Linked DNA regions of Mus musculus: region 1 is linked to region 2. Evidence: chromatin loops called from intact Hi-C (ENCODE). Cell type or tissue: heart. All regions are shown on one strand. Links, peaks and the distances in the headings refer to the core of each region. The heading gives the core; the rest is flanking DNA.

Region 1 (16,266 bases), core at 4,236-12,235, 120 kb before region 2:
TATTTATACCATTTATTTATCCACTCATCTGTCAATAGACATGTGGATAGTTTTCACAATTAGCCCGGGGCATGCAGCAGCTAACAAGGGACTCTGTTTCAAACAAGGTGATAGACACCTGAAGTTGTTCTGTGACCTCCACATATATGTCTACACTCATATACTAGAACACACATATGACATGCACAAAATATACACAATATGCAAGAGTATATTTTGTCTGAAGTACCCAAGTAATTATTTTAATTTCATTTTATTTTTAAACACTAATTTGAGATGACAGCTGTGCAGCAGGTCATCCTAAAAGAAGCTTGACTTAGCGGCAGAAGAAAAAAACAGGAGGGGTGAAAGGGAAAAGGGAAGAAGAGGAAGGATGGGGGAAGGAGAAAGAAGAAAGAAGAGGAAAAGGAAGAGGGAGAGAGGGATGGCATTTAACATCTTGCTTCCCCTGGTCTGTTTAGTGAGCTAAGCAATATTTTATTGACTTTCAGTTATGTAGTGTTTACTGTCCTTGAACCCATGCAAATGTCTGAAAATCCCTAAAGTCCTGGGGGCAATGACATTCTTGCAAAGAGACCAGGCTTCCCTGCATGCCATCTGCTCCCTTGTGAAGTTATTTTTCTCTGACACAAAGATGGCAGGCTTGAAAGTGCTGAGAAATAGTGACCATGAGGTGAGTAGACACATGCAACTCCACTACACAACCACAACATACACAGCACAGCACATACATACAAACATATACACCACAACACACAGGCACACCACAACATACAGACACACCACCACAATACACACACCACAGCATATAGACACACATATCACAACATACACACATACACCACAGCATACAGACACACACCACAACACATACATCACAGCACATGCATAAATACACACATACAAGCTGCCAGCTACACTTATCACAACACACACAGGCACAACACAGCATACAAACATATACATCACAACACACACATCACAGCACATGCATAGCTACACACACAAAAGCTGCCAGTTACCACAACACACAGAGGCATACCACAAAACACACACATCATAGCACATGCATACACACACACACATAAAAAAGCTGCCAGCTACACATACCACAGCATATATACATGAATATATAATACATGCATCTCACCAGACACATGATACCAGCTACATGTTTATACACATAGCATGTCACACACAGACACATATATCACACCAGCTGCAAACACATACATACATTCTACACCAGCCACACAAACACACCCACCATGCCAGCTACATATAACATAAGTCACAGACACATATGCAGATACATATGCACCACACCAACTGCACACACACCATACTACACACACACATCAACTGCACAAATATACACATGCCCCACTACATTCAGACATATCACCATACTAGCTACACATATATGTATTCATGCACACATTACCATACACACAAAAGCATGTATCACATCACCTACATACACATGTGTCCAAATAGTCATAGATGAATGACAGCTTCCCTATCCTGAGAACTTGACTTATTAGGGTATGTGTCAGTCTCAACTATTTTGATCTGCTATGTTTAAGACTATCACAGCTACTTAGAATCTGTGAATGATCACTGACGTGTGTGATTACTGTTCTTGGTGTAGCACTGTCTCTGGGGGATAGGGGGAGAGTGGAGCATCTTCTCTAGGATGTTATAGCTCCAAGATATAGAGCTAACTTTCAATGAAGCTGAGTCTCTGCATTGCCCTCTTTCACATTTGGTGGGCATCTTTCCCAGGAAACGTTGCCTGGAATTTACAAGAGACAGCTCAAACCCCTGTCCCTCGTGCCTGGTTTCACACATATCATGCTGTTCTGTTGCTGGGAGGAAGACGGGTTCTAACAATATTGCTCACACAGGTCCTGGCCTCTCAGCTCAAATGTTCCTTTAGCCCTGTTGTCAGGCAGGCAGTACCTTTGGTGCCCCTCCCCATGGCCCACTCTTCAAGGCCTCTTGTTTCACCTCTACACTGGGAATCCCCTGCCCAATCAGAAGATAGTGCGAGGCAGACATTGTCCACTGAGGGGCAGTGCTCCCCTGGCCAGAACACTATAGCCTCAGGAAGCACCCAGGAGAGAGCCCAGATGGAAAGATTTCACACACCACCGCAGGGCATTGCATAGAGGCAGCTGCATAGGTAAAGGGCAGGGCACAGCTACACAGTCCTGATTGTGAATATATGGTGCACAAGAACATTCATATTTATAGGCGCTACCCAGGTACACAAGAGTGCTACTGCACAGGGAGTCCAGCATGAGTACCTTCGATCCAGGGGTGGGAACATGAGTGTTTGCGGCACTTCCTGGACTGGGGCACGAGGCATCTACCCATACATTTTAAGCTAGGAACAATGTGGCTGGGAATGAGAGGTATTGTTTGCCAGAACCAGAGGTTGGGGTTGGGGTTGGGGTGACGCACCTGGAGTGGAGTCCAGTGCGTCCACTCCAACCCCATCGATTCTCAGTAAGTTCTTCTCCGCTAAAAAGGAAAATGAGTGAGGCTCACATCCTGCACAGCATCCCAAAACCTCCCTCTCACCTCATGTTCCAGTCTGTCCCGGCTGCCGGCTCACAAGACTCCATTTTTACATTTCATTTCATTTCATTTCATTAAGAATTTAATTAAAACATTACTTTTAAAGGAGCACTTCATGACAAGAAATGTAAGAAAATGAAGGTATTATTTCCTCTCCTGTCTTGCAGCATCAAAGAAGGAACCAAAGGCATCATGAACTCCAGACAAGCGCTCCCATTGGCTCCCAGCCCTGAATATTTTCTTATTCAAAGAGAATAAGACAACAAAACTAAGGCAACGTTGGCCTCAGAGCTTTTTAATTTCACTTACTGAACTCTGATTATATCCTGAAATTGAAGGTTTGCTCCAAACTAATTCACACACCTTTGATGTTTCACACACTTTTGTAATTAAATAAATCATGACTAAAACAAGATCTTTTTCTCCCAATAGAAAAACAGAGTGGGCAATATCTGTGGCTCTCAGGGCCACCCCCACTAGCCCTGGTGTTCTCATCTGTCCTGGAGATGCTAAGAGAGGGAACTTAGCATCTTCAAACTCACTATTCCAAATTCAAATCAATATTCTTTGAAGAAGAAAACATCAACCAGCAGGAGATGATCGCTACACTGTGGCAAAGGCTATCTGCTCACTTGGCTTGTTGGGGGAGCCACTTAAAGAATCCTCAGCATCAGAAGGGCATTTACACCAGAAAAACAAGATGCATCCTTTGGAAAAAGCAGGAGTCCACTGCTGCTGTCACAGCTCCCCAAGCACTCTTCAAGAAGCACTTTGTTCATGCTTAGGGACACTCAGATGTCTCATGGTACCCATGGGCTCTAAACTTGATGAAACTATGAGGATCCTGAGGCCATTGTAAAGTCACCCATAAGCCCTGGATGAGAAATGCATGATAAGGGGGCTGGCGAGATGGCTCAGCGGTTAAGAGCACTGACTGCTCTTCCGAAGGTCCCGAGTTCAAATCCCAGCAACCACACGGTGGCTCACAACCATCTGTAATGAGATCTGACGCCCTCTTCTGGTGCATCTGAAGACAGCTACAGTGTACTAATGAATAATAATAAATAAATCTTTTAAAAAAAAAGAAATGCATGATAAAATCAGACAAACTCAGATAGATCAATGGCTATCATGCACACTTTCTCTTAAATGTCGAAACAAATTGTCTTTCTGATAAACTCCTTGACACCTATAGATAGCGTAGGAGAAGAGGAGGAGGAGGGGAAAGGGGGAGGAGGAGGAGAAGGAAGGGGAGGAAGAGGGGAAGGAGGGGAAGGACAGGGAGGGGAGGAGGGAAGGAAGGTGCAGGAAGGGGAAGGGGAGGAGGGAAGGGAGGTAGAGGAAGGGGAGGGGAAGAGAAGGAGGGGAGGAGGAAAGGAGGGGAGGGGGAGGAAGGAAGGGGGAGGGAGAGGAGGAAGAGGAGGAGGAGGAGGAGGAGGAGGAGGAGGAGGAGGAAGAAGAAAAGTAATTGGATTGTGGATTCTGAGTTTTGCTTTTTTAGCTCCCTCTTCTGGTTTTCTCTTACTCTTCCTTAACCATGCTTACCCCAAAAGAAACTCCACTGTGTGGAGACAAACACTGCAGAATGTGACTCCTGTGGGGAGGGAGACCGGTCAAAACAATCAGCCAGGGGTCCTCTGGTAGAGTAAAGGGGAATTCTCAGCAAAAATGTGGGCAGCACCATAGGCTAGCCACCCTCCCAGTTCTTCACTTACAGAGCATCAAATGGAATACTCAGCTGTAACCTCCACTCAGAAGGTTTGTATTAAAAGCACAATGTTATTTTTACTTGCTATCTGTCCATCTAACTGTTCAGCCAATAAGTTTAACTTATTAGGGCAAAACCACAAGAAAGCATGTTTGCTTGCCCTGTGACTTCTGTGTGGATACTGATCTCCTCAGCAGACAGCACACTCCCGTAATAACAAGCCTGGGCTCTCTTTGCATGGCCAAACACAGCACCCAGAACAGTTGGAGTGCTGCATAAACGCTTGCTTTCGATTGAGTGGTCTGTAGGACATTCTCGCTTTCTGAATGATTGTCTAGGAACAGGCCAGGAGCAAAGACAATGAGACTAGTCAACACTAGGGCCACAAACACCACACCCAAGCTCTACTCAGACAGCTCAGCGACAGGGAGATAAAGGTAGGTCACAAGCTCTCAGTGAGTTTGCAAAGTCGTGGTGGCCTGTGAACCTGAAACCGTGCAAGAGCTCTGTGCACACCAGCACATGTCAAATGGCAGAGACAGAGACACCATAGTCCTCTGCTGGCTTCACTGGGGCGGGCTGGTTTCTCGATCTGCTCAGGTGCAGTGCTTCTCAGGTGTAACTCAGAGTCTTATGGCTAGGCATAGTGGCACACATTCATAATCCCACTGCTGAGGAGATGAAGATAAAAAAAAATCCATGGTCAGTCCTAGCTAATGCAGAACAGAGTCTGAGGCCAATCAAGCTACATAAGACCACCTTAGAAAACGAATACAGCACAACAATCACAAAACAGCCCACAGCGTGTGTGGAAGGGGTCCATCTGAAGGCTCGAAGACAGAGAAGGAGCTCCTGGATTCTGAGATTCCCTGAATCTTCATATAGAGCATCCCTTCTCTGGCCTGTGTGTAGGAAAAACTTAGCACTAAGTACTGGGCTATTTATTCTGCATAACTTGTGCCTCAACTGCAAAATCTGAAGAGCAAATCCATTCTTTTCAGTACTGATAACACACAACTGAGTCGAACCTGAACCAGAGTTCATGAGCTCAGATCTGGCTAAAGAAGGTAGCTGTGGAGTAATTCAGCCATGGCCCGTCTCCACCCCCACCTACCTTTCCCTGATTCTTGGAGTTCAAGCTGTCTTCCTCTCTATTGATTGTATTGAGAATCCAGGGTCCCCTGACTTGGGCCTCAGAACTCCAGGTTGAGAATCTCAACTCTGGAAGCCAGAAGCTCTTGAGCTTTTGCCTGGGCTAAGAATTGCATCAGCTGCTTCATTGGATCCAAGGCCTTCAGACCCAGATGGAGCCATGATACCAGCTTTCCTGCTTCTGCAGCTTGTAGACAGCTTGTTGTGGGGCTTCTCAGCCGCCATACTCAGGTAAGACAGAGCCCTAGAAAATCTTCTTTCCTCTCTTCTTGGTTCTGATGTCCTGGAGAACCTTGACCATGCAGGGAAGATTAGGCTCAGAGTCTGGAAAGGCGTTTGTGCTCAACACACATGTATTACTAGATTACCATTAAGCTCAATATAAAAACAAATTATAAGGAAAGTTAAATTTAAAAATATATACATATATATATATTTTTACAGGTACTATGAGCTGCTCACCTTCTAGAAAAACTGAGCCTGTGGTATGGGTGGGTCAGACCTGATAGTGAGGTGAGACACCCATGAAAACCTGCTCCATTCACTGACTACCTCTGTAAAAAAAAAAAAAAGACACAAAGGCTGGCCTTTCAGATTTGTATAATAAAATAAATTACAAGGTTGTTTTCCCCAGCTTTGACAGGATATTAGGTAAAACTCATTTTCACTTTAAAGACTCATAACAATATGAAATGCATATAAATCTTACATTTAGTTTGCTTTGCAGGGTATTAGCAGGAGTCAGGAGGAGCCACCAACCCATCATCTGATGCGTTTTTGCAAAGGAGATTTGCCCTTTACAAATCAGTTGCGTGTTGTCTTCCTTCTGTGCACATGAGAGGTGCAGAAGCCTTGGAGACAACCGCAGCTGTAGCCCCTAATGGGTCGAGTGTCTCTCATAACCACCCCCTCCAGGCACAGCAAATAGATTCAGTTTATGTACTCCCCTGAAATTGCTCCCCTTATTACAGGGCGGTGTCAGAAGGAAGTGCTGGGAAAGAACTGTCGTTTTGTAAAAGTAAGACAAACAGAGATGAAACAATCGCTTTCATTCTTTGTTGTTGTTGAAGATTTTATGTTGAACACCAGGCTCTTGTAGATACGAAGGCAGCAGCACTTCTGAGGGGGAGTCAGCGGATGTTACTGGGTATTGTCTTGTCAGCTCCTGAGGATCCTCTTCTTATGTGCTCATACAGGCTTCTAATGTCTCTGATAAGCTTCATCACTGGACCCACTCCATGTGGAAGGTGCTAGCTGTTTGGCCGTCATTGCTGACCCAAAACTTCACTGGCAAAAAAGCAAAGGGACTCTGTGACCACATCCTAAGAGAACAGAGGGTTAGCTAAAATGGCTTGTGAAGAACTCTGCCCCAAATGCTGCTGCTGCTGCTGCTGCTTTGGGTATGAGAAGCCTCCGTGATAGTGAGGACTGAAACCCTAGAGTCTGGAAACCAGAGCAGCCACTCAAGTGGAAGGTGCCAGGAAACTGCCCAAGAGGATGTCAGTGGGGAAGGGATAGGAAGGCCAGACATCAGTAGGTAGAGATGAAACGGGGCTAAGAGCAGGTCTGGAGGATGCTGGAGGGCACAACACAAGGCTGAACTCAGGTTCATATCCAGGCTGTGAACAATGTGAAGTCCCATCAGAACCAAGCAGTCACCATAGGCACAAGAGTCTCTCTCTCTCTCTCTCTCTCTCTCTCTCTCTCTCTCTCTCTCTCTCTCTCTCCTTACCCCAATTCAGAAGAATGGAGAGACCTTGAAAGACATGACCAGTCTTTTTAGGACCTTCGCTCCTCCAGGATACCCCCAGGAAAACAAGTCCCTCTTGTCTCCCCGTGCCTGTATCTCATCCTTGTCAGGACTATCACTTCATCTCATCATATATGCCATTGCTGTGGTTGGAACCCTGGCGTCTCACCCAGTTTTGACCAATAACATCCGGACGTGACTTTAGAATGCATCCCTCACAACAATTCAGGTGTATCAGCTCTCCTAATTCTAATTGTAACCCTCTGGGATGGAGCAATGGCAGGGGTCGATGTTGTGATTTACAAATGTGCAGGTGGATCAGGTTCACTGGCTGAAACAGCGGACAGGGGTTGTGGACAAAGCCAGAGCCCAAGCTTCCTGGCCCCAAGCTGCAGACCTAGTGCCCAGACCTTCTCCTCCATAAAATCCCCTGATGGACAAACACAGGCAGATGCACAGATAGTGGAAGGGTGACAGAAAACAGATAGAAACCTAGGTCCAAGGGTACACGGGGCTCTGATGTCATGGAGCACATGATGAACTCAGTGGGGAGAAAAATAATGGGCAGATAGACACCCCAAAGTGTGAAGGATACATTTTGTACTATTTCAGACTTCTGACTTTGGGCTTGAAATTATATCTGAATAAGAAGTTTAAAACTTGCCTGCTTTACTTAATGGAGTACTATTGTCTGCTGGTAGCTTTCTGCTCTTCCCTAGACTGGTCTGTCGACAGACAGCCAAACCATAGCTGAACAGTGGCAGTGTCTCCACAAGCCTAGTGTACAATGAGCCACACACGTGTCACCTGAGGGTTTGGGGTGCCGATGAGCAGACCCACTTTTGCGTTGATGAAGTCTCTGCTTTCTGTTCAACTTGGCCTTAGGCTCTCAAGGGGAGCCATGCAAGAGCTTTCTCTTTTCTCTCTGCTCACACCAGTGCAGACCTAACCATGGTCGTCCAGCCACTTTCTGCACTTTTTCCTTGTGCTGCACACAGGCTTCGCATTTGCACAGGGAGTTGGTGCCAGATGCTACCTCAGCGCTCAAGTTCCCTTACCTGGAATTGGGCAATGCCCTCTGTGGGTGAGCATCTGCTTACTTGAGCCACCAGCTCTCCAAAGGCTTGAACACGGCAGCCCACAGTGGGGTCGCAGAGGAGGGAGGCAGTACAGCTCGGTTAGCAGAGGGAGCCTGGGAGGAAGGAGCGCGAGAGAGCAGGGCTGACAAGGGAAGTACCCAGGCCAGGAGGGGGTCGGGGTGAGGCCCAGGGTCTTGCACTTCAGAGGGAAGTAGGGGTGGAAGGAGGGACGTTTGGACAGAGATCTGGTGGACCGGAGTGCCAGAGAGAGACTCCGCAAAAAGGAGAAAGGGGCGCGAGGCGGGGACTGGGCCGAGGGGCGGGGCCGGGACTTGCAGCCTGGAAGGCGGAGAGGGCGATAGGCGCGAGACTGAGGAAATCCGCGCTGGGAGGCCCGGAGCAGGGGACCGTGCTGCTGAGGCGCCAAGGACCGAGGCAGCACGCTGAGCCCAAGATGAGGGCGTCGGTGGTGCTGACCTGCTACTGCTGGTTGCTGGTGCGGGTGAGTGAACCCGCGCCCACTTCCCGAAGAGGCGCATCCTGCAGTGGACCGCGGGGCTCACCTCCGAGTCCCAGCACGAGCGGGCGGAGCGTGGGGCCAGGGGAGACAATCCAGAGCAGAATGCTTCCTACTGAGCCTTACCAAACCCTGGGCTGCTGGACTCAGGGGAATTTTCCTATTCCCACCGCCGTTGCGGGTTCGCCAGAAGTGGGGTTGAAGTTCTCCTCGACCCCCGCCCCTGGGACGACCTGGGTCCTGGTCTGGCAGTGCTCCTGGAGTTGGGAACACCCCTAGCACCCAGCGAGAAGAGTGGCCGCTGCCCGGGCCACCTGCTCTGACTTTGCTTCCGATAGAAACTGCTGTTACTCTGTGGTTAAATATTTCTCTTTCCATCTCCTGGTCTGAGTGTTTGTTTAGTATGTGACAGAAGGAAAGTGCTGTGGCTAAGAAAGTTTCCTTTTGGAAATACTCTCTTTTTTATTTCTTCTTCTTCTTCTTCTTCTTCTTCTTCTTCTTCTTCTTCTTCTTCTTCTTCTTCTTCTTCTTAAGAGAGCCAAAAGAACCCCTGAACCGAAGTTTGTTACATGGGTTGCATTGGTTTTATGTAGTTCTCCGGAACTCTACCCTTTATTTGAAAACCTTTCTTAAGAAAGAAAAAGAAGGGCTTGAGCCTTATTTCTTGCATTTGCTTCTCTGCTCTGAGAACTGTATCCCTGTGGAGCTTAAGGTTTCCACACATATCTAGGCCTCCGGCTGAGGGAGCCAACTAAGCTTAGTGTGTGCAGCAAGAGGGGAGGGGATGTTTAAGGAAATCCATCCGTCATTGTTGATGAAATTTCAGTTTTCTGGAGCATATCTTCTCTGCCCCCACGGGCAGCTGAGGGAAGCTTCCCAAGGATGCTCGAGAATCCTCGGGACTCCAATCACTTTAACCTTTCAGACATCCCAACATTTCATCGTTCCCCATGTTCCAGGAATGTCAGCAATACCAGGCTTTTAGCACCTTAATTTATCATCTCATCAGTTCTGAAATTCAGATCAGTGAGTTGCTATTGCTTGACCTCCGAATCTCTGCATTTTAGTGGTTGTGTAGCAATGAGCTGGTAAATCCAAGGTACCTCAAGTGATTTTAAATGAAGTGAATGTAGCAGAAAAATTCAACATTGAGTTTTGTCCTTTGATTCTATTGGGAAATTGTATTCCTCGTTGGGATGCTAGCTGGCCTAGATCAACAGTAGGATAACTAAACACAGAGATAGCCATACCTAACTGAGCAGGATTCCTTTGCATTACTGTCTTGTAAAAGCAAATTTTTGTTAAGACAGGGAGAAACTGAAGCAGACAGACAGACAGACAAGTAATGAGAGTGAGTGCTCCACAAGGAGCCCAGCCTGGGAGGAAGGACACTGGGTCTTTATAAGAACAGCGATCAGAAAATGCTGCCTTCCTGGACTGCGAGCTCAGATGCTCTCTATACTCTCTGGCTGGCGCTCAGCTTCAGTGCCTAAGGACTCCGTGAAAGCTTTGCAGAAACCTTCCATGGCTCCTTGGATCAGATCTGTTTCTCTCAGCGCTGCCTCTTCCATCCAATCCCTCTCATTCTTAAAAAAGTGTTTCACACCAAGCTGCTCAATGATAACAATGTTACCAGTACGAGTAGGGTTAAGTTTTGAATGTGCCCTGAAGCGTATGAAAGTTCACTTAACCTATTCTGACTCTAGGGTGACCACAGAGAGGATCCCCAGGTACACAGAGTGTCTGTGCACACCCACAGCCACTAAGAGTTAACTTGCTTTACTTAAGCAAACCATAGACTATGAAATGGGAGCTCTTCAATTCTGAGAGATGAACATTTCTAACAGCCCATTGCTCTTAAGTTAGTAATAACAACATACAATGTCAGTTTACTCTCCTGCTCAGAAAAAGTATTCTATTGGATTTTATGTTTGTTTCACAAAATAGTAAAGTTTTTCTTCTTTTTTTTTAAATAACCACATCAGGAAAATGAAATAGCTGATTTGAAATGAATTTCAGCTTCAAAGAAATTTAGAAAGGTGAAGCGTTGGATCTTCCTGTAGATTTTTGCTTAACCCTCTCTTGTGTCATTTTTAGTTACTTCTATTTCTTTCACTTGAACAGGTGAGCAGCATCCATCCAGAATGTCGCTTTCATCTAGAAATACAAGAAGAAGAGACAAAATGTGCAGAGCTGCTAAGCAGCCAAACGGAGAATCAGAGAGGTAGGTTTGGGGATTAAGTCTGGGAGTGGGATCCTAGCTGTCTATACTTCTCAGCCCCTTGAGGGGTTGGAGGTCACCTACACCTTAAAAAAAATTAGAACCACTTGCTACTGTTCTGGTGGGCCACAAGCAAAACTAATGTAGCCTTGTGACAGTGGGGATTTCAGCAAACCTTTTAAAAGAAAACCTCAATGCTTTACACCAACAGTTTCCATGGCTTGCTGAGGTAACTGTTCCTAACATAATGTTATGGCTCTGGAATGCTCTGAAAAGGTGACTCTAGTTCCCAGGGAATAATAGCACATGTCTGAATTCTTGGCTCTAAAATATTAGCTATCCTTGAAGTTGGTCCATCTAAGAATAATAGAAACTTATCAGAAGCAAACAGGAAAATGGGACTTCAGGTTTCTGAAGACATAATTATTGTAATACTGTGAGTTTGTTGAGTTTGTCTTCTGAGTGGAACTGAAAGTTTTCTGAGTCACTAGGCCTTTGATTTGTGCCTCCGTCATGGTCACAGACCCAAAGGCCCCTGAGTATCAGCCTAGGTATCAACAGCACAACCTTTTGTCTGGGATCTTTCTGCTCAACAGTCATGTGTACACCTTTTTCAAGAAAGAAATTAAAGTCCATAGTCTGGTGTTTGTTAGCAAGACTCAAGTCCAACACTCCACTCTGAACCTATTACCTAACAAAAGAGTTACAGCTACATCACTAATGCGAAATTTCTAGGAGCCACATTAAAACAATTTTTTTTAAAAGTGAGATTAGTCTTAATAATGTATTTTATATTAACTTAAATTATTGGCCTAATCATTTTGACTTATAAACAACAAGAAATCATTGTTTCTATGTTCTTTCTTTCTGTTAAGTCTTATAACATAGTACATTTTTAAAGAATGTTATTAGCACCTCACCTTTTGCGATACTTTTCAAGCTTCCAGTACCACAGATTAGTCAGTGGCTCCCACACTAGGCGAAAGGGCTCTAAATAGGCACCTTTTTTTCTACCTGTCTAAGACCCCTGTTTCCTCCTCTGAAAATGAAGGCTTCAGCTCAAAGCTTCCTTTAATGACCTGTGATTTTACAGCACACATGTGGTTCTGGAGCTACATTCCCTAAATTGTCTAGTTGACCTCACAGTCTGTCGACACAAATATAATCAGTCAGTCTCACTGCTCCAATGAAGGGCTAGCACTAAAAAACTGACTTCAGTTGGCAACAAATGAGAGCTATGGGTCAGCACTGTGGTCACCGAGGCTGGCTCTGTTCAGTAAAAACCTCAGAGTTCAGAAAAGCATTCCTGTGGCAAAGGCGCACGCGTGCGCACACACACACCAAACAACAACAACAATAATGATTATAACAATAACAAGATGAAGAAGAGGAGGAGGAAGAGGAAAGGAACTTAGACATGAGGCTGGTGAGATGACTTAGTAGCCATGAGCACTTGCTGGGTTCCCAACACCCATGGCATCACATTTATAACTACAGTTCCTAGAAACCCAGTGCCCTCTTCAACTCCATAGGCTTCTGCATACACGTAATATGTGTGTATGCTTCCAGGCAAGCATTCATACATGTAAAATTGAAATAAGTATTTTTTTAAAAAATGAAATTAAAATGGGAGCTTGGCAGACCACTGTGGCCAGTGATGGCTAGAGCTGCTAATGGTCTCCTGATGAGTGGCCCTCTCAAAGATGACCTCCTGTGACAAGCTTCCTGGGTTCCCAGGGGACAACCTGCATGGACATCCTAGGTAGAGTCTATGAAAACTGCTCAGATTTCCTTAGTGCTTGTCTGGCATGGCCAGGTGGATCAAGTCTGTGGGACTTCACCCTTGTTTGTCATACAGACAAACCTCATTGCTTTTTCTTGCAAGAACGGATGCCTACTTGGACGTTTCATGTTGTGGGCTCTTATTTTCAGTGTTAGCTTACGAGAAAAGTATATGTATATCTGATTCATCCACCTTTCTGTTTTGCAAGAACTTCTTGGTCATTAGCTAGCCACCCTCAGGAGAGCAGAGCTGACCATCAGCCAGCCACTGTGCAGCTCTCAGAAGAGATAGCCTGTGACCCTAGTCCTCTCTGAAATATGCAGAGTTCCAATGCCAAGAGTATAAATAGCAGTAGGTTACCAGGATGAAGATGCTGCAGGCATTGAGAGCCAGAGGCTGTGCAGAGCCAGAGCTGAGAGAGCACTTCTGGTAGGACAAGGCCACAGGACATATCCTCATGAAGTCACAAGTGACATTGCTGAGCTCCTAACATCTGTGAGCGCTACTTTCATAATCGGTGGCAGTGTGTAATTGGTCTAGAAGAACCTCAGAAATTAGAAATAAAGTAGCTTTGATGTTGACAAAATAACTTCCACAATCCTAATATGGAACTCTTCCACTTTGTTTTATGATGTATCAAGAAAACAAAACAAAACAAAACAAAACAAAACAAAAAGATGTAGTAAATCCATACAAAACCAGTTCTAAAAAGGACTCAGAAAGCTGTGGAGGTATTTGGAGTCCTGTAGTTGAATTTTGATTCACTGCTAAGACAAACTTAATCTTGACAATATGAGGATGAGGAGCCTAACGTCACAGATGGTTGAGGGTGGAGGAATATTCTCAGGGAAGTCAGTATAGGAACTTTCCTGTGGCTTTCTTATGGCATCTATGGCTACTCCAGGAATTGGCAGCACAAAAGTTAGACTGGTGTGCTTTGATGACCCCCTCCCTGAAAAAGTAGGTGGTGTTTGCCAAAGGATGTGTTTTACTACAATCTACTTAGAACCAGGTAAAAAAAGGTGCTGAGCAGTGGCCGTTGGTTTGTTTTAAACAGAGCATTGGACTCCTTGGAGGGACTGTGAGGGCCTTGTTATTCCCTGCTGACGAGCTGGACTGAGAGTAGCCAGCCACAGGTTCGTGGTAACAGCAGAAGATGGGAAATGTTGGGCCAGAGACAGACAGACTTCCCTGCTTCTCACACGGCGTAGAGCAGGAGCTTCGCACTCACCATGGTTTACTACTTTGAAGACTCTCAGATCCAAGGCCCATGTATCTGGGTCACAGCCCCACCCTAGTAAATCCACAGCATCCACAGCAGCTTGTTAGGATCCTGACAGCAAGTTAAGGATCCGGGAGTGTGTGGGGTGCCTTAGTTGCCAGACCGCCCAGAGGAACACAAACACGGCCTCTGTTGCCCAAGGCTGTTTGCATGTGACATCCTCAGAAGAGAAGCAGATGCGAACAGTTAGAGTCTTCTTAGAAGAGGGGCTCCGAAGCCCACACTGGAGAGCATTTAGCAGACTGAAACAGCTTCTTTTTATTATCCAGGAATGGTGTGTGGTCACCAGTGACCACAGCACATGGCCACTAATCCTTCTACCCTGTTGTTCTTGAGAGAGACAAAGAGAACATGTTTGGTTCCTGTTACATCTCACAAATCTTACACCATGCCTTTAAAAATATTTCAACTGGCTTTTACAGAAGGAATGAACATTTTTACATCCAAAATTAGTGTTAGAAATTAGTGACTATGAACACAGAAAAAAAAGTACTGCAGTAAGAAGTGTGTCCATGCCTCTCCTGCCTTGCCCTGTGAGGCTGACAGTGCTGGTGCACAGTGCCCTTGAAAACCATCCATGTGTTTGTTCTGTGTCTTGATCTCCCCTCTCTCCTTTCGTTTGGAGACTAGACTGTGTCATCTCTACACTCTCCTTTGAGTTTACGTAATATCTAGCACGTTCTTTTGGTTCCTTTCAGCTATTGAACTTTCAGATGAGTGACAATACGTCCCTATTAGAAACGATGTTCTAAGGAATAAAATAACTCACCATATAGTGACTTCAAGTAACTAATCATGAAATTAAGTCAGTTTCTCATGACCATGTAAGTAGCAAGGTCTGCATGATGCAGTCCCTCTTGGTCAGTGACGACTGGACCCTGAGGAGAAATCTTAAAGCAAGAGGAAAGCCGTGCTGTGTACTCCCAGCAGGTGCTGGGGTCCAGAAACAGTGTCATGTGCCTGGCACAGGCCTGACACAGTGAGTAGGCACTGCGGGGTGTTCAGTACAAAGGAAGATGCGCACTCCTGTGCTACCTGAGGCTTTCTCTGTTTGGTAAGAGTAAGGGGTCCTGGACTTGCTTCCAGAAGCCCAAGACCTCAGGGTAAGGACATTGAGTCCAGACAGGAGGGCTTTCTAGGTCTACACCTGCTGGCTCTGTATCTATTGCTTGTTAGAAACAGAGCAGAATTTTCTAGAAGGACATTGCCTCATTCTTCTGTGTCTGCTCAGAGGCAGGAGTGCCACTTAAATGCTGAGCCACAGATTGCAAGTTCCACCTGCCTGTTGAAATGAGTGTTTTCTTTCTTTGGACCTGTGCTGGCTTATGAGGCTCTAGGCAGCACCCTGTGTTCGTCTCTCTGAGGTCTAGATCTGGCTGCTTCTCTGTGTTGATTTCCACATTATAACCTTGACATAAACCTCTTTCCATCTTTTCTGGACATAAGTTAAGGCTTCTGGGAGCAGCTGTGGCTTTTCTAGATGAGACAACTCGCTGGACAGACACCACACGAGGTGGTACAGATAACCCCAGAGTCTGGGTTGCTTAAGTATGGAATGAGGTGTTGCCTAACCTTCCCTGAGCTGCCCTGAGAAGACTTGAGTATGACAGTAGGCCACAAGTTATGGATCAGAGTGAAACACATGCCATGAAGCTGTGTGGTACTTTGTGGACACCCCCCCCAGGAGGTTAATCTGTAATCTGTAAGCACTCTGTGAACATATACACGCACACATGGTTGCGCCAAAAATGTCCTGGGATTTACAAGGAAGGGGAGAGGGGACTTCCACCTGGGACTTTGGTAATGGCATGAGAGACGTGTGCCAGGCTGATCTCAGATGTAGGAAGTAAGAGGGGGTTGTGGCAGTGGCAGGCTAGGGACATCAGCACAGATGAGGAAAGAGAGCAGAGTGGATATGTGTAGCCCCGAGGGTGGAGATACACTGAGGGCCTTGGAGGGCAGTGTCTCGGTATGCGCTATGCTTTAGGGAGGTCAGGGCATCCTTGGAAATAAAGAAACACAACAAGCCAATAGCATTCTGAAGAGAAATGAAAATGTTTCTTGTGGAAAGTGGTGGGGGACAGCAACTCCCCAAAGCCTTTTCGGGGAGCAAGAGGCCGAACTACAAGGATAGAAGGGCAGAAAGGCCTGGAGGGTACAATGTGCAGTGCTGCCCTACGGTGTCCCACAG
Region 2 (16,266 bases), core at 4,251-12,250:
GCTGATGGGAATGCAAACTTGTGTAGCCACTGTAGAAATCAATGTGGTGATTCCTCAGGAAGATGAGAATGACTCTACCTCAAGATCCAGCTATACCACTCTTGGGCATATACCCAAAGGTCACTCCATCCTACCACAATGATACTTGCTCAGCTGTGTTCAGTGATGCCTGATTAATTGTAGCCAGAAATTTGAAACAACCTAAATGTCTCCCAGTGGAACAATGGATGAAGAAAGTGCCATACATTTACACAATGAAGTATTGCCCGGTCATTTAAAAAAATAACATTATAAAATTTGCAGGCAAATGGATGGAACTAGAAAATCAGTGTCCTGGGTGAGGTATTCCAGGCCTAGAAATAAAAGTATGGTATATATCCACTTACACGAGGATATTAGCTATTAAGTTAATGTAACTAAGTCTAGAAAATCCCAGAGGATGGGTGCTGAGAAAGGCACACTAGAAGAAATAGGAAAGGGGAATGGAATAGATAATTATGTGGGTGTGGGGGTTGCTGGAACGTGAAGATCAAGCATTGACTGAGGGGAAATGGAGTGTGGGAGGGAATATGGTGAGACACAGCAAAAACTAAGGGGCATTTGTTTGTTTTTGAGACAGGGTTTCTCTGTGAAGCCTGGCTGTCCTGGAACTCACTCTAAACCAGGCTGGCCTTGAACTCAGAAATCTGCTTGCCTCTGCCTCCCAAGTGCTGGGATTAAAGGCGTGTACCACCACTGCCTACTAAGGGGCATTTGAGGAGTGGTTATAGAAACCCAATAAAGTAGAAACTTTCTAAAACATATACATATTTGATGACAATCTAAATGAAATCCCCAAATAATGGGAAGACATAGTCCTAATTGCCATCTCTTGTCACCCAGTGAAGCTTCCAGTACCAGGACTGGGTTACATCTAATTGAGTTGTTTGTCAAAGAGACCTCATGGGAAGTCCCAAACAATTCACATTGTTGCCAAGGTCATACCTTGTTCCACAAACTGACAGCTGAAGACAACACCTACACAACTCATTGAACATGGAGATGTGTTGCTGGTGCCTACATACAGCCTCCACCCCTATGCTCTAGTGTCTTCAGTACAGGAAGGTGCTCTATGCAACTGAGAGAGAAACTTAAACACCAATCCAGCCACAAAATCTTTATCAACATTAGTGTACTGCCTACAAGATATGCTAGGGCAATGGTGGCACAAAGCTTGTGGGAACAACCAATTAATAACTAATTTGATTTAAGGCCCATTCCATGAGGTGGAACCCATACCTGACATTGTTCAAGTGACCAAGAACCTGAGACTACATAGCCCATGGATCTAAGATAAAACCAAATAATACTAGCCTAAAAGAAGATAAAAGCAAAAAATTGTAGTGATAAAATGACTCCTAATGACACTGTGATATTCATAGATCAGTGTCTTGCTCTGCCATGATCAGAGAAGCCTCCTCTGATAGTAGATAAGAAAAAAATACAGAGACCTACAGCCATACAATATGCAGAGAGCAAGAGACCACAGAACACACAGCCCTTAATGGGATGTCTCCATCAAATCCCTCCCTTCAGGGCTCAGGGAACTCTCTGATGAAGAGAAGATAGAAAGGCTGTACCAGAGGGGATGTAGGATACCAAGAAAACAGGGCCCTTTAAATAAAAAAAGCTCTTATGATCTCACAGAGACTAAGGCAGCATGCACAGGGTCTTCATGGTTCTATGCCAGGTCCTCAGTGTACATATTATGGCTTTCAGTTTAGGGTTTTCATGAGATTCCTGAGTGTGCAAACAAGTGAGTCTCTGATTCTTGCACCTTCTCTCGGTCTCTTTTCTTTCTGTTGGTTTTCCTGTCCAATACCAAGGCGATTATTTTTTTTTCTTTTTTTTCCCCTTTTTTTAATTGGGTATTTATTTCATTTACATTTCCAATGCTATCCCAAAAGTCCCCCACACGCTCCCCCATCCACTCCCCCACCCACCCACTCCCACTTCTTGGCCCTGTCGTTCCCCTGTACTGAGGCATATAAAGTTTGCATGACTAATAGGCCTCTCTTTCCACTGATGGCCGACTAGGCCATTTTCTGATTCATATGCAGCTAGAGACACGAGCTCCAGGGGGTTACTGGTTAGTTCATAACGTTGTTCCACCTATAGGGTTGCAGATCCCTTTAGCTCCTTGGGTACTTTCTCTAGCTCCTCCATTGGGGGCCCTGTGGTCCATCCAATGCTAACTGTGAGCATCCACTTCTGTGTTTGCTAGGCCCCGGCATAGTCTCACAAGAGGCAGCTATATCTGGGTCCTTTCAGCAAAATCTTGCTAGTGTATGCAATGGTGTCAGCGTTTGGAAGCTGATTATGGAGTGGATCCCCAGATATGGCAGTCTCTAGATGGTCCATCCTTTCATCACGGCTCCAAACTTTGTCTCTGTAACTCCTTCCATGGGTGTTTTGTTCCCAATTCTAAGAAGGGGCAAAGTGTCCACACTTTGGTCTTCATTCTTCTTGAGTTTCATGCATTTAGCAAATTGTATCTTATATCTTGGGTATCCTAGGTTTTGGGCTAATATCCACTTATCAGTGAATACATATTGTGTGAGTTCCTTTGTGATTGGGTTACCTCACTCAGGATGATGCCTTTTGTTTTATCTTATTATATTTTATTTTGTTGTGTTTAAAAATGAATGAGTGAATAAATGAATGAATGAGTCAGTGAATGAATAAATTAAAACCAGGATACAATAATAAAGGTTTAACAATTGTACTGTCATTTCTACCTGGAAGAGGGAAATCAGTTGTCTCCAATGGAGTGACGCTGGGTATATCAACCACACCAGTACAGGCCTTGTGTTCAGGAGTAGCTTTACAACAAAAAACTGATTCCACAGTTCTTTTGTGTGCTTTTATTTGGTTCAGTTTGGTGCTTTGTTTTTTGTTTTTCTGTTTTGTTTTGTTTTGGTGGAGGTTTGTTTTTTTTTTAATTGATTTTGGGAGTGGGTGTTTTTATATTAGGTTTTTGCTTCTTCTTTGAGGAAAAAAAAAAAAGTTAGGGGAAAGGACCTGGAAGGACTTTGCAGAAGGGATGAATACTATCAAAATGTATGTAAATTTAAATTTTGTTTTAAATGATAAAAATATAACAAAAATTAAAAATCTACCCATCAGACTTTCACCATGTCTTTTTCTCCTCTGTTTTCTTTTCTTTTCCTTCTAGAGTCTTTTGCTCAGGAGTTCATAATAATGATGTCTGCAAGAGTAGATCTAAAATTTGCTGCTGTCTCCAGAATTATTAAGACAATGGCAAGAACAATTATCTATGGAATCACCTCACCTGGGTATGTTCCCAGGGACCCAGCTCAGCTCATCCACTTCTGAGGGGCAGTGGGCACTGGCTTTACTGAAAGCCCAGCCATTCTCAGCACTGAGCACAGACATTCCATTCAGAAAAGAGCCTGCTAGCAAAAACTCCATGAGCTAAGGACAAGTAATGGGTTTGTTTGTCTTTTCACTTATTTAGATGGGAGTAGGGAAGTCTGAGAGGAACAGTGAGCTTATTGTGCCCAGCAGTGGAGTCCTGGCTAGTTTTATGTCAACCTCTCAAAGGCTAGAGCTATCTGAAGGGAGAGAACCTTAATTAAGGAAATGCCTCCATAAGATCCAGCTGTAAGAAATTTTCTTACTTAGTGATCAATGGGGGAGGGCCAGACCATTGTTGGTGCTATCGATCCCTTCACTGGTGGTCCTCGGTTCTATATGAGAGCAGTCAGGATAAGCCATGGAGAGCAAGCCAGTAAGCATCACCCCTTCATGGCTTCCGCATCAGCCCCTGCCTCCAGGTGCCCTGCATGAGTTCCTGCCCTCACTGCCTTTGAGGAGTTGATACATGGAACTGTGAGTGAGATGAAGCCTTTCTTCCCCAACTTGCTTTTGATCGTGGTGTTTCATCACAGCAATCATAACCCTACCTAAGATGAGTGGCTAGGGGGCTCATGAGTCAACATCTGTTTTCTTTATAACGAGGAGGAAAAGGCCACTTCTTACAACAGTGTAAAGATACAGCAGGGGCCTTGTGGGGTTCCATACATCACTGGAAAGTAGTTGTTGCCATTCTGAGGCCAGGAGAAAAGACAAAGAAACTTCACGCCCTAGTTGTTTTCATCGGCATTCAATGCTCTCCGTCTTATGTGGTGAGCAGGCTGCAGGGCTTGTGCATGCTCCTGGGCTTGCTTTGTCCTTGACAGTTCACTGCTGGGAGACAGGAGAGCTATATGTCACGTTGCACAAACCAGACATATGCTAGTGGCCTCCCTGCACAAGTTCTCACCACATATGCTGATTGCAAGAACGAAGGGAATGAGCCTGCCCTTGTTGGCAAGATGAATTCTGAAAGCATTTTCAGGAATTTTGTTCATGAATGTTTACACAAAATTCTGAGGAGGTAGGAGCCTCTCCCACTTAATTCCTACACAGTTGGAGAGTTCGGTGTATTAAAAAAACTCCAAGCACTTGAGCGATCTAGAGTGTGAAGTTTAGATGCAGACGAAAGCAGAACATAGCACACACCAGAAACAGACCCCTGGATGGCAAGAGATATGCCACACTCCAGGCCCAGTGCTCCAAAGCCAGCAGACAGGGATGCACAGAAAAGAATTCAAACCAGGAATCAGCAGAATATCAGAAACAACAACACTCTGCACTGAGTCAGCTGAGATCCAAGACTCCAGATAAGACAGCATGAAGTAATATAGCACCTTGGCTGCTTCTCTGCCCTGGTTCTGATGTTTTGACATTTCTGGAATCAAGGTACATCTTGGGATCAGCACACAGAAATCATTCAGAGGTGTGGTATTCACTAACAGGCAGATGGGACAAAGCAAGCTTGGGATAGGCCTTCTGCTGAGCACAGCTTGAGTCCTCTACATTTGGCCTGCCACACAGGAAAGTATTGTTGTTGAACAGTCTGAAAGCATCCTGAAGCACTAAAATTAAAAGGTTTCTTTTATGCAAGTGACTCTCTAAGGTACACAGTACAACTACAGAAACCAGATCTTTCTCAATTTCTCCCCCCAAAAATTCACATTTTTTTTTTAGGATGAAAGGGATGTATGGCAAGTTAATGTGAGGAGCATCTCTTTGCCACTGAACAGCTGAGAGTGAATGGCTATCCAAGAGACTTCATTCCCTAGGAACTACAGAAACTTGTAAGGAGCTACACCAGTGGCTCTGGGTGTTGCTGATGCTTGCTCTGCTGCTCTTTACAAACTCCAGAAGGCACTGAGACAAAAGAAGAATGTTCCTGGAAACAAGAACTCACAATCCCTCCAAGGACAGGACTAGATCTTTCTGAAAGGAATGCTGAGCCCTAGTCTGGGTTGGCTGTGGATATTAGGTTTGGGGAAATGGAGGGGAAAAAACTGCAACCTTCACTTCTGACAGTACAGGGCAAGGTGCTAATAGAAGATGTGTGACCCCTGCAAAAGGGTCATTTGACCCCCAAAGGGGTTGAGAACAGCCGCTGTAGCTGTTTCTGATTTTCATGCTTTGTTTAGGGATTACTTGGAAGATTTTGTTAATCTTCAATAAATGAAAGTTCTATATTCCTAATACATGAGAATAAAACAACAAATAAAGTTGCATATGTCCAGTATTTATCTCAGAATGTAGGACATGCTAATACTTCTTGAAACAGTGGGAAAGCCAGGTGGTACTGGCACACGCCTTTAATCCCAGCACTTGGGAGGCAGAGGAAGGCGGATTTCTGAGTTCTAGGCCAGCCTGGTCTACAAAGTGAGTTCCAGGCTATACAGAGAAACCTTGTCTTGGAAAAGAGAGAGAGAGAGAGAGAGAGAGAGAGAGAGAGAGAGAGAGAGAGAGAGACAGACAGAGAGAGAGACAGAGAGACAGAGAGAGAGACAGAGAGACAGAGAGAGACAGAGACAGAGAAGAAAGAAAGAAAGAAAGAAAGAAAGAAAGAAAGAAAGAAAGAAAGAAAGAAAGAAAGAAAGGAAGGAAGAAAGGAAGAAAGAAAGAAAGAGAGAGAGAGAGAGAGAGAGAAAGAAAGAAAGAAAGAAAGAAAGAAAGAAAGAAAGAAAGAAAGAAAGAAAGAAAGAAAGAAAGAAAGAAAGAAAGAGTGGGAAAGCAGACACTGTATATACAAAGTCTCACCAACCATCAAGAACCATTGACATAGAATCATTTGAGAATCCCATGGCAGAGACCAAATTTGACAAGCTAAGTGTGAGTGTGGTCTATTCCAATTTTACCGAAACATTCCCAAGAAGCTTTGGGCACAACGCTCACCATGCCTGCTGAAGCCTCCAAGTCCCCTAGGCGACACCAGACTTAGGACCTACCAAGCATGTTTATTTCCATGTCTAACCTTCAACCTCCACAGAGCCAGCCCTCTGCTGGTGGCGTCTCAGGGGATAGTGTTTAGACTGCAATCACAGCGGACTTCATAGGTCATCGGCTCCAGGGGGAACTGGGGAGGGTATGGGAGACCTGTGGGGAACTCAAGGCTGTGTCCCATGGAAACTATTCAAACGTTTATAAAACATTGCAAAGGTCAAACAAAATAGTTCTGCAGGCAGGTCTTCTGATTTATGCTAGAGTTGGCTTACCCACCCACACCAAGAGGCCAGGACAATTTCTTACCCGTCTTTGGTTCCCCAACTCTCAGCTCAGCACCTGCTCATAGCAGATTCAAGAAAAATGTTTAGCAGACAGGGCAGAGGAAGAAATGGATATTATCCCACAGCTGAGAGTACAATGCTTATTCTTGCAAGCAGCCAGTGAACAGCCTATGATGTCAGAGCTGACTAACTCAACTGGATGTGGGTATGACCTGAAGCACTAGCCAGGCTGGACAGTGAGGCTAAGACAGGGTAAGTAGACCCACATGAACTCATTTCTTCTGAAGAGACACTGGAAGGTCCACTGCTTCAAGAAAGACCGAGTATCTGGGACATGGTCTAGACCATTGTGCCAGGGAGTTTAAGGAAAAGTGCTTCATCGGGTTCTAAGCAATGAGGTCCCTGGTATTATGTAATGATCTCTTTCCTATGAAAATTAAAAAGAAGACAGTCTAAACCACTGTTTCAAAAATGTATACTCTAAACAAGACTAATTCTCTGTTCTTGTCCTGTCTTCAAGGATCACCCCTCAAGTATCAGCCAGTCCATCATGTACCATCCCTTTAGAATGAAGACCTTGGCAACTGCAGCTCAGAACACCCAGTGTCCTGTGAGGAAGGAGACGCCTTTCAGAAAATATGATGCAGGTGTGGGCGGAGCTCTCTTCAGACCAAGTAAGAAAGAGGAGCAGTGTCACCAAGAAGACTAGACTGTCTTAACAATAGCAAACTGAACAACCCTGCATCAACAGATTTCCTACACAGATATGCTATACTGATTTTATTTTTATAGATGTATGTATGTTTATACATTTAAAAGAGACTAAAATGTAATAATATGAAGCACACTTATCCTTGGGTGTCAATACTGTACTTTTCTTCTCATTTTTGAATTTAAAATTTTCTATATTATTGGCAGGGTAAGAAATTATCCACTTATCTCCATTGTGCTACTATTATGCTTACAATTTAAAAAATAACCGTAACTTAAAAGAATAATGTAGCGACCTGATTTTAATGTGTAAGGGTTTATACTTTCATTCAAGTAAGAATGTGAGCATTTTTATTATTTTATAGTTTTAGATAATGCATTGAAAAGAAATGCTTAGTCTAATTACCATGAGAAAGTAGTTCAGATAAGCAGAGGTGTGTCAGTTCAAATCAGTTCAGTGAAGCCTTTCCTGAGGACTGAACCAGGCAAGGTCAGGCACAGCAAGTGTTACTCATTGCCCCAAGTGTATGTCCCACATCTCACCTGACGAAGGAGGACCCTGAGGGATTCAGTAGTGCTAGAATCACTGAAGGCAATGGGCTCAGGGCCTGGACTCAAAGCCTTGGAAGTCCTGAGATGGGAGCTAGAGGGATAAGGGCCGGAATGTGCTCCTGGTTCAAAGGCTGCTGAGGAAGACCCTGCTGGCAGGAAGGAGAATCCTCCTCAAAGGGCACCAACACTTGGCATTATAAAGGTGGAAACTGCTTCTTCAGAATAAGGCTCAGGATTTACAAGCCCTGTGCTAGCGATTTTAAAACCCCACCCACATCCCCGTGGGAAAAAATTTAAGGCATCTCAGAAAAGTCAAGTTATGTGGATTAAAAGACTGAAATGTAAGATCCGAAACTATGAAGCTACCAGGAAGGGACACTGGGGAAATGGTTCAGGTCGACGGAGTGGGCACAGATTTTCTGGATAAGAGCCCGGGAAACCAGCAAAAATAGACACAGGATTACATCAAGCCACAAAAGCTTCTTTACTGCAAAAGAAACAATCAACAGAGTGAAGAGGCATCCTAGAGAGTGGGAAGAAACTGTTGTAAACTCATCACCCATCAAGGAATAACTTCAAGCATATATATGAGACTCACACAACAGCAGTATAAAGGTGATAGTTAGTGATGACCCTATTAAAGCCAGGCAATAGACTTAAACATTTCTCAAAAAGAAACAGATACATTTAAAAACAAACAAACAATAATAAAAAAAACTTTAAACAAACAATTAAAAAAAAAAACTTCACTAGTCATCAGGGAAATGAAATCAAAACCACAAGGAGATGTCACTCCAATCCAGTTAGGATGACCTCTATCAAAAGCACGAAGGCAGTGAGAAAGGAAGCAGAATATAAGCTGAAAGCCGTGTGCATTCACATATCCAGCATCGAAAACTATGGGGGTTTCTTCAAAATATCAAAAATAATGTTAGGACAGAGATTTGACTGGTTCTGTGAAAGTCTTCTGCATGTCTCAGTGGTTCTGAGAGTCTTGTTTCCCAGGTGTAGACCAGGCCCTGATCACTAAAAGCAACAGATAGAAGTGATGCTCATCCGTGGGTAGCACGGGCGAGGAACAAGCCCACCTGGACCTCATTTGACCCAGTTTCAGTGCCACCGGCTGCTGCTCTCCTGTCTGTGCTTTCCTGTTGACACCAGCTGTCCCTGTGGCAACTGGAATGAGTTATAAAAAGGCCCGGAAGAAACATCTGGACTTTTTTATGAATGCTCTACTCAATACATTTTACCATCCACAGGCTCTGCCTCATACACATACATCTGACACCATGGGCGCCATGAGTGGACAGCAGTGACCCTGGTCTTTCTAGGTCATCAGTGCCCTGGAAATGCAGACAGGTGATTTTCCTGAGGCATTTGACAGCCATTATAGCACAGTGTGTCAACGCTCCCTCCCTGAAAATAACGTCCAGGGACGAGACATAGTGCACTTAAGCAACCACTGACACATCATTCTTCCAAGAACATCGTGAATTTGAATGTGATCAAGATAAAGATTCCAAAGGTACATTTCCAACTTTCAATTTGCAGGACCTCAAAACTTGGGGAAGTGCTATGCTTAGAGGCAGAGATCCTGTATAATTCTGTTTTCTAGATGGCATGGCGGTGAATGGATAGCTTTTGAAACATAACTGATTGCCTTATGAAAACAGTCCACAAATGGGACTTAAATGTACACAGTGGTTAGGCGGGGTAGCAATTAAATGACTTCTACTCACAAAGAATGCAAAAGCTGATGGGAAAGGGAGATGAGCAGACAACTGATGAGATTTAAATGGAATGGAACCAGACAATACCACGCAGTCCAGGCAGAAAGATGGGTAAATCCTGACTGGACGAAGGAAACTGTCACAGGGGCACTACATTCCATCTTTCCTGCCTGTTGAAAATGCTGCCCATGCTGTTCCACAGAGGGGGTTCCAGAGGCCTAAAAGTCCCACCTTGTGGCCAGTCTCAAGGCTGTGTCCCAGGCTGGGTGTTGCAGTAGCATAACATCCTAGTGTCACAACGTAATTATTTTGTGCTGTTTTGTCATTTTTCCTCAAATGTCTGTTAAATGCAACAAAAAAAAATTTCTTAATAGAAAATTTCAAGTGGTTACATATAGAAACTAAATTGTGTCCAAGTAATTCAGTTCAGTAAAAAAAAAAAAAAAAGACATTTAGAAAGTCAAGTCAAACACTTAAAAAAAAAAATCTTACCAAAGCAGAACTGTGATCAAAAAAGCAGGACCTTTTCACACTTTAGAAACACACCCTGAATACAGGCTGCTCACATGCTGAACCAGGCTAAGGCTGAGGTTACCCTGCCATGAGCTACCCCACTTTCTGAAGCTCAAGTAGGTAAGAATAGATATATATGACACATTAACAGACATATAACTAAATGATAGACGTATGATATAGGTCATTGACATGACAAGCAGTTACTACTATGATAGGTAAATAGATATGCAGACAAATAAAAGGCTACATGGTGATCACTATGATGATTAACAGATGGTAGTAGTTAGATGGTATTAGAGGACAGACACACACAGACAGATTAAAAACAGAGCCTGCAGCTCTTTGCCCTGGCTACAACTTCGAACCACTATGACACTTTGAAAACAGAAGCCAGTCGTAGCTATAAGAACTGATGAAGCACTGCAGGTGACCCTGCCGCGGCATCTTAAAAGATAACATCAGTACTTTTGTTTTGTTTTTGTTGAGCTGTGGTTTCTCTGTGTAACCCTGGCTGTCTGGGAACTCACTCTGTAGACCAGATTGGCCTTGAACTTAGAGATCTGCCTCTATAAGTGCTGGTATTAAAAGTATGTGCCACCACTGCCCAATATAGCACCAGTACTTTATTTTATAGCCTGGGGTTAAAAACCAAATTCTAATCATATATGTAACAGTGAAAATACATGTGTGGTCAGAAAAGGCTTGGTCCCTGGTGACACTTGTCAAGTGTGGGAAGCCTTCTAAACAGATTGTTTGCTATACTGACCTTGAACTTGCTCATGGTCTCCCTCAAGTTTTCCCACAGGGTCTGGGTGTGGGTGCACTTTTAGAAAGAGCTGAAGAGAAAAGGCCTAGACTCTCAGGGTAGCCTCCAAGAGCAGAGTATGTATTCTCCACATCTCTCGGCAGCAACAGCAAGCTGCTCTTGAGCTACTGCTGTCAATGCCCAGGACACCTTCCTGATGTCCAGTTCAATAGCTAGCCCCACTTTTCATATGCATGCCAGCTTCATTAGCCATTATCCCCAAATGACCATCTATGTGTGCCCAGCTGGCTGCTGGTTATGCTGAGCTGGTGGTTATGGTGTGCATCCTTCACATCAGAGGGAGATGAGAGGCGGGTAAGGACCCTGCAAAGTCCTTTGGCTTCCTCCTGGTCCTTCAGTAGAGACATTTTCCTGACCTGCACAGCAGCGCTGTATTGTAAGGACACAGCTTGAGAATGTAAACAAAAACTGTTGCCAAAAAACAAAACAAAAAAAAAAAAAAACAAAAAAAACCCCAAAAAACCAAAAACCAAAAACCAAAAGAAACAAAACAAAAAAGAAAAAGAAAAATGGGGCCAGCAAGATGACTCAGTGAGTAAAGGCATTTGCTACCCACATGCAAGTTTGATGGCCATTCGATAGAAAATTGATTCTCTTAACTGTCTTCTGCCTTTCATACACATGCTAGGGCACACACACTTGCACATATTTGGGTACACTCATACGCACCATATACATAAATAAATGCAAAAATAGTTTTAGTTGTAAAAAGAGATTTATTTCTCAGTTCTGAGGGTGAGAAATGTGTTGAGTACTTGCGGGCAGTTTTCATGTCCTCACAGAAGCATCTAATTGGCGCCATTCATACAGACAGGAGTATGGGGCCATCCACTGGTATATGATGAACCTACCAGGTACCATATTCTTAAAGAAAACTGACAGTCCTTCCCCTAGCAGCCACCAGCTGTGAGTAGTTCAGATAGTAGGGGCTTGTGGGTCTCTCTAAATATTGTATGGCTTGCTATTGTGAGGGTCTCGTGGAGGTGACCAGAGCCTCTGGATGTTCATGAGTGCAGTGGTCTTGTCATGTCCAGAAGATAGTGTCTCACCACGTCCTCTCCAAGCTCTGGCTCTTACAGTCTTTCTGCCCCCCTTCTGTGATGTTTCCTGAGCCTTGGGGAGGAGGTGTAACACAGATGTCCCATTTGTGGATGAGTAAGGACTGAAGACCCACTTGTGCTCCTCCTTTAGCTGTCAAGACCACTGGGACAATGATCCTCTAACTGGCATCTCATGCTGGGAAATGGAAAAGAATGAAGCCTGATGCCAGCCAGAGGAGGACCTTGCCTCCCAGAAAGAGATTTCACAAAGTTCTGACCACCACTTGCAGGAGATACAGGGGCTGAGGCAATGGTGGGTCAGCGATGGGTGAAACCACACTGTAACCAGGACTGCTTAGTGTTATCGTGTGTGTGTGTGTGTGTGTGTGTGTGTGTGTGTGTGTGTGTGACTAAGCCTCACATCAGGACCACAAAAATGGATTTAGCTGGAGGCTTTCTTAAAGCCCCATTTGGCTCATGACCACTTGTGGTGCGTCTCTTTGTCCAGTGGGTGCTCTCTGTGACTCAGTGAACCTAAGCTGCCCTCAGATACCCAGCACTAACACAGTCTCCCTGGAAAGAAGGTTATGCTATGAGGTAGGCAGGCATTTCAGCTATTTGGCTTTGATGCATATAAAGAAAATCTTTTAAAAAAAATAAAATGTTTCCCCTGTTTGATCAACGTGGAGAATCCTCTCCTTGGATATAAATAGAAGGGTTGTATTACTGTGAGAGTGTTTAAGCCTACTGCTTCTTGTGTTTGGAATCAAGCATTCAGGCATAAAGTGTGGACAAGTAGGCTGGCCAGAGCTCAGGTGGCTGCTGCTGCCCCCTTGTGCCTGGCATGCCGTACTGCATGATGCTTTTACAAATGCACTTTTGTCTTCTCGGTTGTGAGGGGATAAAGAACCACTTGGTGTGGAGCTATCGGTCAGGTTTCCTCAGGATAAGCTCGCTGAGAACCGGGACAGATACCTTCAGTAATCAGAAGCTGGTGACAACAGGAGCTGCTGGGAGAGGAAGAACTCTACCAGGACCTTCACTCCGTCTCCTCAGGACACCTTGCAGTTGGTGGAGTGGGGAGAACAGATTCTGGAAAGGGCAGGGACCTAGAAACTGCACATCTCGGACACCCTCAGCCCCACCAACAGGCCTGTGTTTCGCACAAGTCTTGTTCTGTGAGGCAGGGCTCACCACGGTGCTAAGCAGAACGTTGAAAGGCAAAGATCTCACAAACCTACGCCGTGAACCCGCAAGTCCCAGACCTGACAAGACCCCTCTCCCTAGCCCTAACCCCAGCCTACCCTAATGCTAACCCTAAAGCTCAGGAGGAGGAAAGGCATGACTGCCAGGAGGAAGGGTAATGACTTAAGCAAGAGAAATGTGATGCTATAAACCCCAGGAAACCACTAAGAGCTGTAACTGATACATCAACATGACACACCAAGTGGAATCACTATAAACACTCACTCAATGTACTCAAGGCAAAAAAAAAAGGGAAACTAAAATACAGCAATAATTCTGGAAAGCCCTTTTATTCTTATTCCTTCCCTCCCACCCATAGCATTGAGTTGCATCAGGCTCCTCAGGGATCCCAGCCTTTCTTCCAGCAGCTGAACCCTCTCCTCACGGTGTCATGCCATGCTACTCCAGCATCCTCACAGGATATTTATGTTCATTTGTTTTATTAGCAATGACCAATACTACACAGAAACCAGGGGAGGAACAGCTTAAGGAGAGGAGAACTTTATTCTTTCATCGCTTGAGGGGGCTCAATCCATTGCGGTGGTAGTGGCGTGTGTGTGTGTGTGTGTGTGTCTGTGTGTGTGCTTGTGCGTGTTCATGTGTGTTTGTGTTGTGTGTCTGTGTGTGTGGTGTAGTACTGTGGTGTGGTGTGGTAGAGCAGTTCACATCACGGAGGGCCAGGAAGCAGAGAGAGGGCAATGCTGCCCTCATCTGGTTCTAGGGCCTCAGCCCTAGAAATAATGTGGCCCATATTCCAGAGTGGGTCTTCTCCGCGGTGAAATCTTTTCTGAACTATACTCATAAACATAGCCGGAGGTGTTCCTCCATTTCCTAGATGACTCTCTATCCAGCCAAGATCACATTAAGGATCAAACATGGCAAAACACTCCCATGTCGAATCCACCTCATGCTTGGCTTTGCCCTTCCCTCAAACTAAAACACTAAGAATGCTGTATACTCCCAGCTAGTGGGAGATTTTCTGATATACAAACTGCAGGCTACTATGGTTATCTTCTGTCCTTCACTGTCCCAAATGTTCTAAACAGAGTATTCAAAGAAAGAAAATGTATTTTCCATATATGGTACTACTAATGCAGCTCTTCCAACCTTCATGTCCCCAGGATTCCTCTGAGAAATTTATAATTTGGAGTGTCAAGTTATAAATGATGATAAATGATCACTGGGTTGGATTATTCCATAATCGAGAGGAGCATCCCACCTCCCTGGGATATACACATGCTGGCCAGGAAAAGCTGCAACAGGAAGCAGACCTGGTTTTCCACTTGTTTCCCTGAGCTGTTATGGGATGCTATTTGGGTTTTTTGCTGTCACTGGTGGTGAGAGGCTGCAGTGGGCAGGGCAATCACACTTTGGCTTCATTCTGCACAGGTGTTGCCAACACTCAGGAGAGAGGGTGGCCATTACTAGAGGCCAAGAGAGCCCATTTCAATGAAGTGTAGAGGGGATAATACATTGGGTTGTCATCCCTAGAGAAGAGAGGCCCCTTTTCCTTCCTCTATAAAATCTTGGCACTTCCTGTGTAAATCACAGGACACTCAGCTATAGAGCCTGAGAAGGAAACTTTCTAACACTGTGGGAGTGGAGGCTGCAAATACTGAGAAAAGAACAGTCTCTCAACCCTGTGTACACTCAGCACATGGCTCTGGGTCACAGATAATGTGCCATATCAAATATACACAGCCTTCTAGAGGGCCACACAGCCACAAAGTGCTGGCCTTCCCTCTTGCTATGTCTTTTCTGTCTATCATCCCTCCTCCTGTCATACCAGTCAGCCTAAGCAGCACTGGAGGACAAATGAATGAACAAAGGAAGAAACCAACTGAAGGTTTTTGATCTTCACCTATCCACATGGCATTGCATTAAAAATGATTCTCACACAGTGCTACACCCAGGTCATGCAACTCAAAAGTGCCACACAACCTGGAAGCAATTCAGAGCCAGCAAAGAGTCAGATGGAGGAGGCTGCCAACAGCGGCAACTGTCTAAGAATCACAGACACCGAGACACAGAGGAAATCCAAAGACATAAGGACCCTGATATAAAGACCCTGAGCCTCTCTTGTGAGGCAATGCCAGTGCCGGCAATTACAGAAGTGGATGCTCACAGTCATCTATTGGATGGATCACAGGGCCCCCAATGGAGGAGCTAGAGAAAGCACCCAAGGAGCTGAATGGGTCTGCAACCCTATAGGTGGAACAACAATATGAACTAACAAGTACCCCCACCCCCCAGAGCTCGTGTCTCTAGCTGCATATGTATCAGAAGATAGCCTAGTCGGCCATCATTGGGAAGAGAGGCCCCTTGGTCTTGCAAACTTTATATGCCCCAGTACAGAGGAACGCCAGGGCCAAGAAGTGGGAATGGATGGGTAGGGGAGCAGGGTCGGGGGAGGGTACAGGGGACTTTCGGGATAGCATTTGAAATGTAAATGAAGAAAATATCTAATAAAAAATTGAGAAAAGAAAAAAAGGAATACCGATTCTAACTTGAGAAGGAAACCTGTACACAGCATCCATCTGTCCCCATCACTGAGCCCAGTGCCTCATCCAACTCCCACATCTGTAACTGACTCATGAGTTTATGAAGGTGCAGAGAGGAGATTCCAGTCCTTTGTTTAGCACGGGTTGGCTAAACATCCACTTACTCAGTGGCTATGTGCCAGTCACATAAACATGCCCTCTGTCGACACATTCTTACAGCCCTCCCTTTCTGCCAAGCAGTGCTACACCACTGTGTTCTGTCTCTGCAGCTGCCCACTGCTCCTTGTGACTCAGTGGCCAGTATGACAGTGAACAAAGACAGTGCCGCCTTATGGAGAGAAAGCAGCCAACTACAGCAGTACCTGACTGAATCAGCATCTGGATGTTCCATGTATCTGCACATGCCTGTATGTATGTCCTGTGCGTGTGCTCATGTGTCATGTACACATGTACACACTGAGACAGGCCACTCTGAACTATTCTGTCATTTTCATGATAAATGAATGAGCTCTG

Evidence for each region. Peaks named below come from ENCODE experiments on the same cell type or tissue, not always from the same donor. Only the 100,000 strongest peaks of a DNase experiment are listed, where the experiment ranks them.
Region 1: a loop joins it to region 2, with 5 times the contacts of the local background. A loop is called at or near these places in 26 of 42 quality-filtered maps.

Annotation. Positions count from the first base shown.
Region 1 is chr12:116,069,120-116,085,385 of GRCm38, forward strand. Vipr2 (vasoactive intestinal peptide receptor 2) reads left to right here and starts at 8,607. Exons shown (of 13, transcript NM_009511.2): 1 at 8,607-8,774; 2 at 10,914-11,013. The coding sequence starts at 8,727. Gm46383 (a long non-coding RNA gene) reads right to left here and starts at 9,112. Exons shown (of 3, transcript XR_001780734.2): 1 at 8,916-9,112; 2 at 8,252-8,385; 3 at 6,033-6,730. In heart, for the core only: no CTCF peak of the experiment used is centred there; a DNase peak (open chromatin) is centred at 8,582; H3K4me3 peaks cover 1,384 bases; H3K27ac peaks cover 996 bases; H3K27me3 peaks cover 4,337 bases.
Region 2 is chr12:116,189,962-116,206,227 of GRCm38, forward strand. It overlaps Gm46330 (a long non-coding RNA gene), which reads left to right and starts at 6,818. Exons shown (of 2, transcript XR_001780538.2): 1 at 6,818-6,884; 2 at 7,153-7,483. In heart, for the core only: no CTCF peak of the experiment used is centred there; no DNase peak of the experiment used is centred there.